Linked DNA regions of Homo sapiens: region 1 is linked to region 2. The links are chromatin contacts, found by Hi-C in ENCODE. All regions are on one chromosome and are shown on one strand. The core of a region is the stretch at or near the end of the contact, and the rest is flanking DNA. Distances in the headings are between cores, read along the strand shown.

Region 1 (4,198 bases), core at 43-2,542, 970 kb before region 2:
GCAGTGAGTTGCAGTGAGCCGAGATAGCGTCACAGCACTCCAGCCTGGGCGACAGAGCAAGACCCTGTCTCAATCAATCAATCAATCAATCAATTAATAAATACAAATTTTGGCCCAGAGTGGTGGCTCACGCCTGTAATCCCAGCACTTTGGGAGGCCGAGGCGGGTAGATCACCTGAGGTCAAGAGTTCGAGACCAGCCTAGCCAACGTGGTGAAACCCCGTCTCTACTAAAAAATACAAAAATTAGGCCGGGCGCAGTGGCTCACGCCTGTAATCCCAGCACTTTGGGAGGCCGAGGTGGACGGATCACGAGGTCAGGAGATCGAGACCATCCTGGCTAACACGGTGAAACCCCGTCTCTACTAAAAATACAAAAAATTAGCCGGGCGTGGTGGGCGCCTGTAGTTCCAGCTACTCGGGAGGCTGAGGCAGGAGACTGGCATGAACCCAGGAGGCGGAGCTTGCAGTGAGCCGAGATCGCGCCACTGCACTCCAGCCTGGGCGACAGAGCGAGACTCCGTTTCAAAAAAAAAAAAAATTAGCCGGGCGTGGTGGTGGGTGGTGGACGCCTGTAATACCAGCTAATTGGGAAGCTGAGACAGGAGAATCGCTTGAACTCGGGAGGCGAGGTTGCGGTGAGCCGATATCGCGTCATCGCACTCCAGCTTGGGCGACGGAGTGAGATTCCACCTCAAAAAAAAAAAAAATTATGTCACTAAAACAGATGGCTTCCTAGGAAAGAAACTGGAAGAAATCTAGAAGTTGAGGATAAGTGATCACAAAAAGGAAAAATTAAAAATGTACATTTTAGAATAAAAATTAAAAAGTAAGAAACTGGAATAACTCTAACTTTCTTGTCTTTTGTGCTTTCAGGTAAAGAGTTTGGAAACTGTTCTTCGGGTGTCCGCTTCCAGTCGCCGACCAATGATCATCTTATAGAGCACTTCCGGCTTCATCTGCCACTCGCTCCTCCGTCTACCTAGCTGGGCTTTCCATTGCGCTTGCGGAAAGCCTACCCCGCCCCGGAACTTAACCGTTGACGAAATGAAAGGTTTAAATCCTCGGATCCTTGATCCTGGAGCGCCGGTGGCGCCCGCAGTTCTCCAAGAAGACTTGGGATTGGTCGAGCGCGGAACCAGTGCGGGGCGCTGATTGGTCGGCACACCAATACGTAACGGCGACCGTGCGCGGCTCTCTAGCACCACCCCCGCTCCCTGACTGGCGAGGTTTCTGACCAGTCAGCAGGCGTGGCGCGGCCTTCAGTTTCGCGAGCTTGTGTTTGCCGCCTCAGTTCCCGCGACCCCAACGTCCCAGAGGCGGGGCCGGAGTCGGCGGTGGCGCTCCTTGGAGCCGGCTCCCGCTCCTACCCTGCAAACAGACCTCAGCTCCGCGGAAGTTGCGGTAAGTGGAGCTTTGTGCTCCTGGTTTCCCCTTGAGAGGCGGCAGCGGGGCCCTGGGAAGGTTGGTGGGTAACATTCAAAGCCCTGTAGTGGGTTCCGCCCTCCAGGAGCCTGGAGCAGATGACGAGAAGGGGAGCTAGTGGGAGAAATTAAGCAGTCCATGAAATCCTTGGGTATCATCTGAGCTAAGGTATGTGAAAGAGGTTTGCAGTCGATAACGTGCCATTTAAAGTTGTTTTTACGGTGGGAATTTCTTGAGGACTGAAACCTTGAATGCTCGCTCTTGCATTCCTCACAATTTCTGGCTCACACTCTGCTACGTAGTAAGGGATCAGTTAATGTTTGAAGTTCATGGACTACTGGAAGTAAAGTGTAAACAGCAAAGTGCGAGAATGCTATGCGTGTGAGTACAGACAGTATAGTACCATCGCCACGGTGTCTGGGAGAAGGTTTCACAGAGGAAGTGACATTCGAGTTGGATTGTGAGGGATGGCGGGGGTTTACTAGGGCATTCCAAGTTAAGGGAGGCATCCTGTGCAGATATTGAAACCGGGGCACTGCAAGTAGTTCAGTTTGACTGGAATGTAGGATGAGTGGATGGGGGGGTTAAGGTTGGAATAATAGAGTGGGGCTGGATTGTGAAGATCCTTTATTCTGTATGTAAAGAAGAGCCATCGGCTTTTTAAAAAAAATTTATTTTTATGTTTATTTTTGAGACGCAGTTTCACTCTTTGGCCCAGGCTGGAGTGAAGTGGAGTGATCTCGGCTCACTGCAACCTCCGTCCCCCGGGTTCAAGCGATTCTCCTGCCTCAGCCTCCCTAGTAGCTGGGATTACAGGCAAACGCCACCACGCTCGGCTGATTTTTGTATTTTTAGTAGAGACGGGGTTTCACCATGTTGGTCGGGCTGGTCTGGAAATCCTGACTTCAGGTGATCCACCCGCCTCGGCCTCCCAAAATGCTGGGATTACAAGCGTGAGCCACCGCCCCTGACATGAGCCATTGACTTTTAAAGCAGGAGAATAATTTGATCAGATTTATATGGAAACACTCTTCTAGCAGCATTATGGGGACTTTTCCATAAGTCTGGTGAGTTGATGAAGTTAGCAACTAAGGTGGTGGGTATGGAAAGATAATTTATATGGAAGAAGGGGTGAGGATGATTTGAACGTTTCTATTGTACACGATAATGACTTTACCTGAGAATATGTTTTGCTAGGTGTAGATGTTGTGTGGTTTTAGTTTTATTACCTTTAGTGGCTTGTACAACACTGACAGAATGAAAGTACCTTATGTATATTGTTTTAAAATAAGAAATCAACATTATCCATCTTTTCACCCAAATGAATAAAGGAATAAAACACAAATAGCGCATTTTAAGACACTTCTGTTTAATGAAGAAAAAATTGGCACTTTTTATACTTTGTAGAGTTACAGTTATCCATGTGAATACTGTTATCCATGACAACCAAGTACTAAGGAAGGGTTTTAGGATTTAAAGCCTGCATTCTGTGGAAGCTGCATTAAACCTTTTAAGTCCAGATATTTCTAAGAAGGACTGTTTAGTCACCTTTTTTTTTTTTTGAGACGGAGTCTCGCTCTGTTGCCCAGGCTGGAGGGCAGTGACGAAATCTCCACTCGCTGCAAGCTCCGCCTCCCGGGTTCACTACAGGTGCCCGCCACCACACCCCACTAATTTTTTGTATTTTTAGTAGAGACGGGGTTTCATCGTGTTAGCCAGGATGGTCTCGATCTCCTGACCTCGTGATCCACCCACCTCGGCCTCCCAAAGTGCTGGGATTACAGGCGTGAGCTACCGTGTCCGGCCTAGTCAATTTTATTAGAAGCACGTTTTTCTCTGTCTTGAACAAGGTATAAGAGCATTTTCAATAGGATTTTCAGCCTCTGACTTTATCTAAAAAGTCTCTTCTAAATAATCTCTGCATCTGGATTAATAATCCTTTTCTCCTTTATCTTGCTTCACACAGAGTGAGACAGAGGCTCATTCTCTTGCCCAGGCTGGAGTGCAGTGGGATGATATCAGCTCACTGCAACCTCCCCTCCCAGGTTCAAGTGATTCTCCTGTCCCAGCCTCCTGACTAGCTGGGATTACAGGTGTGCACCACCATGCCCAGCTAATTTTTGTATTTTTAGTAGAGACGGGGTTTCACCATGTTGACCCGGCTGGTCTCGAACTCCTCACCTCAGGTGATCCACCCACCTCGGCCTCCCAAAGTGGTGGGATTACAGGAATGAGCTCCCACACCTGGCCTTAGACAGTTTCTTTTTCCTAGAATTGATACAGAATGTGCAGGACCTAAGGAACTCTAAGGCTTGAAAGAATATAGGACATACTGAACTCTAAAGAAAGGACTACGAGGTCTGTGTTTAGCTTCAATAATACTTAGATGGAACTGTCCAGTGGGCAGTTAGAAATATGGATTTGAAACATCTGGGCATGGTGGCTCATGCCTGTAATCCCAGCACTTTTTGAGGCAAAGGCTGATGGATTGCTTTAATCCAAGAGTTCGAGACCAGCCTGGGCAACGTGATGAAACCCCATCTCTACAAAAAATCCAAAAAAATTAGCCGGGTGCAGTGGTGAATGCCTGTGGTCCCAGCTATTCAGGAGGCTGAGGTGGGAGGATCACCTGAGCTCAGGTGGTGGAGGTTGCAGTGAGCTGAGATTGCACCACTGTACTACTTCAGCCTGGGCTACAGAGTGAGACCCTGTTTCAAAAAAAAAAAAAAAAGAAAAAAAGAAAAGAAAATGGATTTGAAACTCAGAAGAGAGGT
Region 2 (3,696 bases), core at 148-2,647:
ATAACTTCTCCCTGAGAACCAGTGAGAGGGCAGAGAGATCATCAGCCCAGTTTCCAAAACTCTGTGAGAAAGGGTTGGGGAGGCCATAGGACTAGTTTCCACCGGCCGGCGAGCAAGAGGAGGTGAAATCGTGAGGCAAGTTCCCGGGGTCCTATGTGTAGGAGGAGGCGAAATCATGGGTCCAGTTTCCAAGGGTACATGAGTGAGCTGAGGGGAGGTCACTGGGCTCGTTCCCGGGGACTGATGAGCAAGGGGAAAGGAGGTTGCCGGGCTGGTTCCAAAAGCTGAAGGCCATCCGCTAGAGTAACAGAGATTAGTGTGCTGGTCACAGTACGTGCCTTGAAGACAGGGACGCCGCATTCTGGAGGGACTCATCCAGCTGCAATAAGGTGTCCGCTGACAGAGAGGGGGTGACCCCGGAATGCTGAACTGCTCAAAATAAGGGCTGGAGAGTGGGGAACCCGAGTGGCAGGGCTAGCGGCAGTAGGTCCTTTCCAGGAGTGGGGAAGAGGACTCAAAAGACCATCTCCCTGAGTGCGAGGAAGGTTGTGGGGGTGGAAGAGATGGTGGAGGTGGCGAGGGAATCGGCTGGGGTGGGCAGGGGGGCGTGCCGGTCATAGAAGAAATTCCAGGGCTTCCAGTGAGGCAAGAAAAAGGGTCTCTGGAGAAGCAAGGAGAGTCCAGAGGATGAGAGGATTCGTTGCACCTTTTGCCAGGGTTTGGGCCGGCAGTATGGACAGGGTGGTCGCTGTAACCTTGCCCGGTCGCCAGAGGCAGCTCGAGGTTGAGGAAGGGGCTGAATCCTTTCCTGCAAGGCGGCGGAGACCCAGGAGTGCAGGCAAGGTCGCTATGGTATTTTCCGAGGGGTGAGGGCGACCGGGCTGGAAAATCAATGAGGAAAGGAGAAGTCATGTGGGGGAAGAATGGGCAAGGGAAAGGGGGAGGGGAGGGAGGGAAGTAAAAGGGGGAGTGGGGGACAGAAAGGTAGGTGGACACAGCTGGGGAACAAGAGACAGTGACATCACTAAAAGAATGAAGGCGAAGGTGATGACGCAACTTGGGCGGAGTCAGGAGACTGCAGACGTAACAAGTGGAAGACACTAACGCTCGGGACATAGAGTGCGGACAGAGGCGGTGACGGAAAAGACGAGAGAGGGAGGTGCCTAAGGACGTTCCGTGGAGTGCTTGGGAAAGACGCTAGGCGTTCTAGAGGGCCGGGAAACGGAAAGACTGGAGAAGTTTCCACCCTCACTTTTCCCTCCTGCGCCCCCAGCCGGACCTTACCCATTTCTTCTTATATCGATGTCTCCGCGGGACCGTCGCGAGGTCCACACGCTTCAGCAGCTCCCGGACACCCCTCAGTGTCAGCGCAGCCATATCGGCGTGCTCCACGGGGTAATTCCGACCGGAACCGCGACAGGAGACTCGCGTGTTCCGGGGAGGTGGTGAGCGCCACCCGGCGGGACACGAGCGAAAAAAGGGAAAGGAAATACATCTGACGCTCTCCCAGGACTCCGCGCGCCTCTACAGACTCCGCCCAGCCAGGAGTCCCCTGAAGGCTGCTGGAAAAAGAGCAACCTGGCACCCGGAATAATGACTCTGCCTGGATGCTTAGAGCAGTGCGAGGGACTCCCAAGAAGCCCCTAGCCCACTTGGGGGACCAGGGAGGATTAGGAGTTGGTGGTTGAGTACCGAAAGAGTTAGCTAGGCGAAAAGGGGCGGGAAGGGCCTCCTAGGCCGAAATTGCATGGAGGAAGATCCTTAGGTAGAGGAAAATGAGACCAGGCTTGTAGGCAGAAGCAGATTTGCAGTGAAACAAATGAAGCTTAAGTTTCGGGACCTGGCCGGGCGTGGTGGCTCACGCCTGTAATCCCAGCACTTTGGGAGGCCGAGGCGAGCAGATCACGAGGTCAGGAGATCGAGACCCTCCTGGCTAACACGGTGAAACCCCGTCTCTACCAAAAATACAAAAAATTAGCCGGGCGAGGTTGCTGGCGCCTGCAGTCCCAGCTACTCGGGAAGCTGAGGGATGGCGTGAACCCGGGAGGCGGAGCTTGCAGTGAGCCCAGATCGCGCCACTGCACTCCAGCCTGGGCGACAAAGCGAGACTCCGTCTCAAAAAAAAAAAAAAAAAAAAAAAAAGTGGAGGCGTGAATAACCCACCCCTTGTTTAGCGTACCATCAAGAAATAACCATAAAAATGGGCAAGCAGCCCTTGGAGCTGCTCTATCTATGGACTATCCATTCTTTTATTCTTGTACTTTAATAAACTTGCTCTCACTTTGCATTGCGGACTCGCCCTGAATTCTTTCTTGTGCGAGATCCATGAACCTCTCTTGGGGTCCGGATCGGGACCCCTTTCTGGTAACAATGCCTGTAATCCCAGCCAATCTCCCTGCCTTTTGATCTCCCTGCCTCACTCCTACCCACCCTGATAATTGGCTGTTGAATGATCATTTAAAAACACAGTTTCTGATCATGTCCCTCCTCTCCACTGGATCCCTACTGGTGATGTCAAATGTTGTGGGGCCTAACGCTTCCGCAATTTGAGAAGACATAGTTAAGAAAAATAATACAAAACTTGGCCGGGCGCGGTGGCTCACGCTGCCCCCAGCCGAAAGCTTTTTCTTATTTGGCATTTGAATGTGGAATTTTGGAATTTTCTTATTGGCAACAAATACTGTCAGTTATTTTCCTTGAAGTGACAGGCTCACTTTGTTCATTTTTCAAGAAAAAGGCTGGCCGGCACTGTGGCTCATTCCTGTAATCCTAGCACTTGGGAGGCCGAGGTGGGTGGATCACCTGAGGTCAGGAGTTGGAGACCAGCCAGGCCAACGTGGTGAAACCCAGTCTCTACTAAAAATACAAAAATTAGTTGGGCATGGTGGCTCATGCCTGTAATCCCAGCTACTTGGGAGGCCGAGGCAGGAGAATAACTTGAAACCAGGAGGCAGAGGTTGCAGTGAGCTGAGATCATGCCACTGCACTCCAGGCTGGGCAACAGAGTGAGACTCTGTCTCAAAAGAAAAATTCTAGTATATTAAAATATAATTGATTTTTTCTGTTGACCTTGTATCCTGAGACCTTCCTAAACTCAATTATTACTTTTGGTAACTTTTTGGAAATCTGTTCAGGTTTTCTATGCATATGGTCATGTCTTTTGTAAATAAAGACACTTTAACTTCTTTCTTTTCTATCTATATCCCTTTTTTTTTTCTTTGCTTTATTCCACTGGCTAGGACTTCCAGTACACAGTTGAATGTAAGTGGTGATGGTAGGCATCCTTGCCTTGTTCCCATTCTTAAGAAGAAAGCATTTAGTACTTCACCATTATATATGATGTTAGCTGTAGTTTTGTGTGTGCGTGTACCTGCATGTGTATAGATGTCCTTTCTTAGGTTTAGAAAGTTCCCTTCTGTTCCTAGTTTGCTGAGATTTTAAAAAATCATGATAGTTGTTGATTTTCCTTAAGTTTTTTTTTTTTTTCTGTTAAGATGATCATACAGTTTTACTCCTTTTTTTTTTTTTTCTTTTTGACGGAGTTTCGCTCTGTCACCAGGCTGGAGTGCAGTGGTGCCATCTCGGCTCACTGCAACCTCCGCCTCCTAGGTTCAAGCAATTATTCTGCCTCAGCCTCCTGAGTAGCTGTTATCACAGGCATGCACCACCACGCCTGGCTAATTTTTGTATTTTTAG

Evidence for each region. Hi-C counts contacts between places; a loop is a spot of excess contacts on that map. Pooled maps may share reads with other maps.
Region 1: a loop to region 2 is called in a map of CD4-positive, alpha-beta T cell, with 4 times the contacts of the local background. The contact joins the promoter of STIL here to the promoter of NSUN4 in region 2. A Hi-C loop is called at or near these places in 1 of 168 maps with a recorded cell type or tissue (CD4-positive, alpha-beta T cell), 1 of 37 single-sample maps with no recorded cell type and 8 of 50 pooled maps.

What each region holds. Positions count from the first base shown.
Region 1 is chr1:47,311,241-47,315,438 of GRCh38, reverse strand. It overlaps STIL (STIL centriolar assembly protein), which reads left to right and starts at 1,292. Exons shown (of 17, transcript NM_001048166.1): 1 at 1,292-1,403. RefSeq lists a silencer at 1,186-1,235 and an enhancer at 553-1,282.
Region 2 is chr1:46,338,508-46,342,203 of GRCh38, reverse strand. NSUN4 (NOP2/Sun RNA methyltransferase 4) reads right to left here and starts at 1,397. Exons shown (of 6, transcript NM_199044.4): 1 at 1,285-1,397. The coding sequence starts at 1,377. RefSeq lists enhancers at 110-199, 1,327-1,536, 2,197-2,996.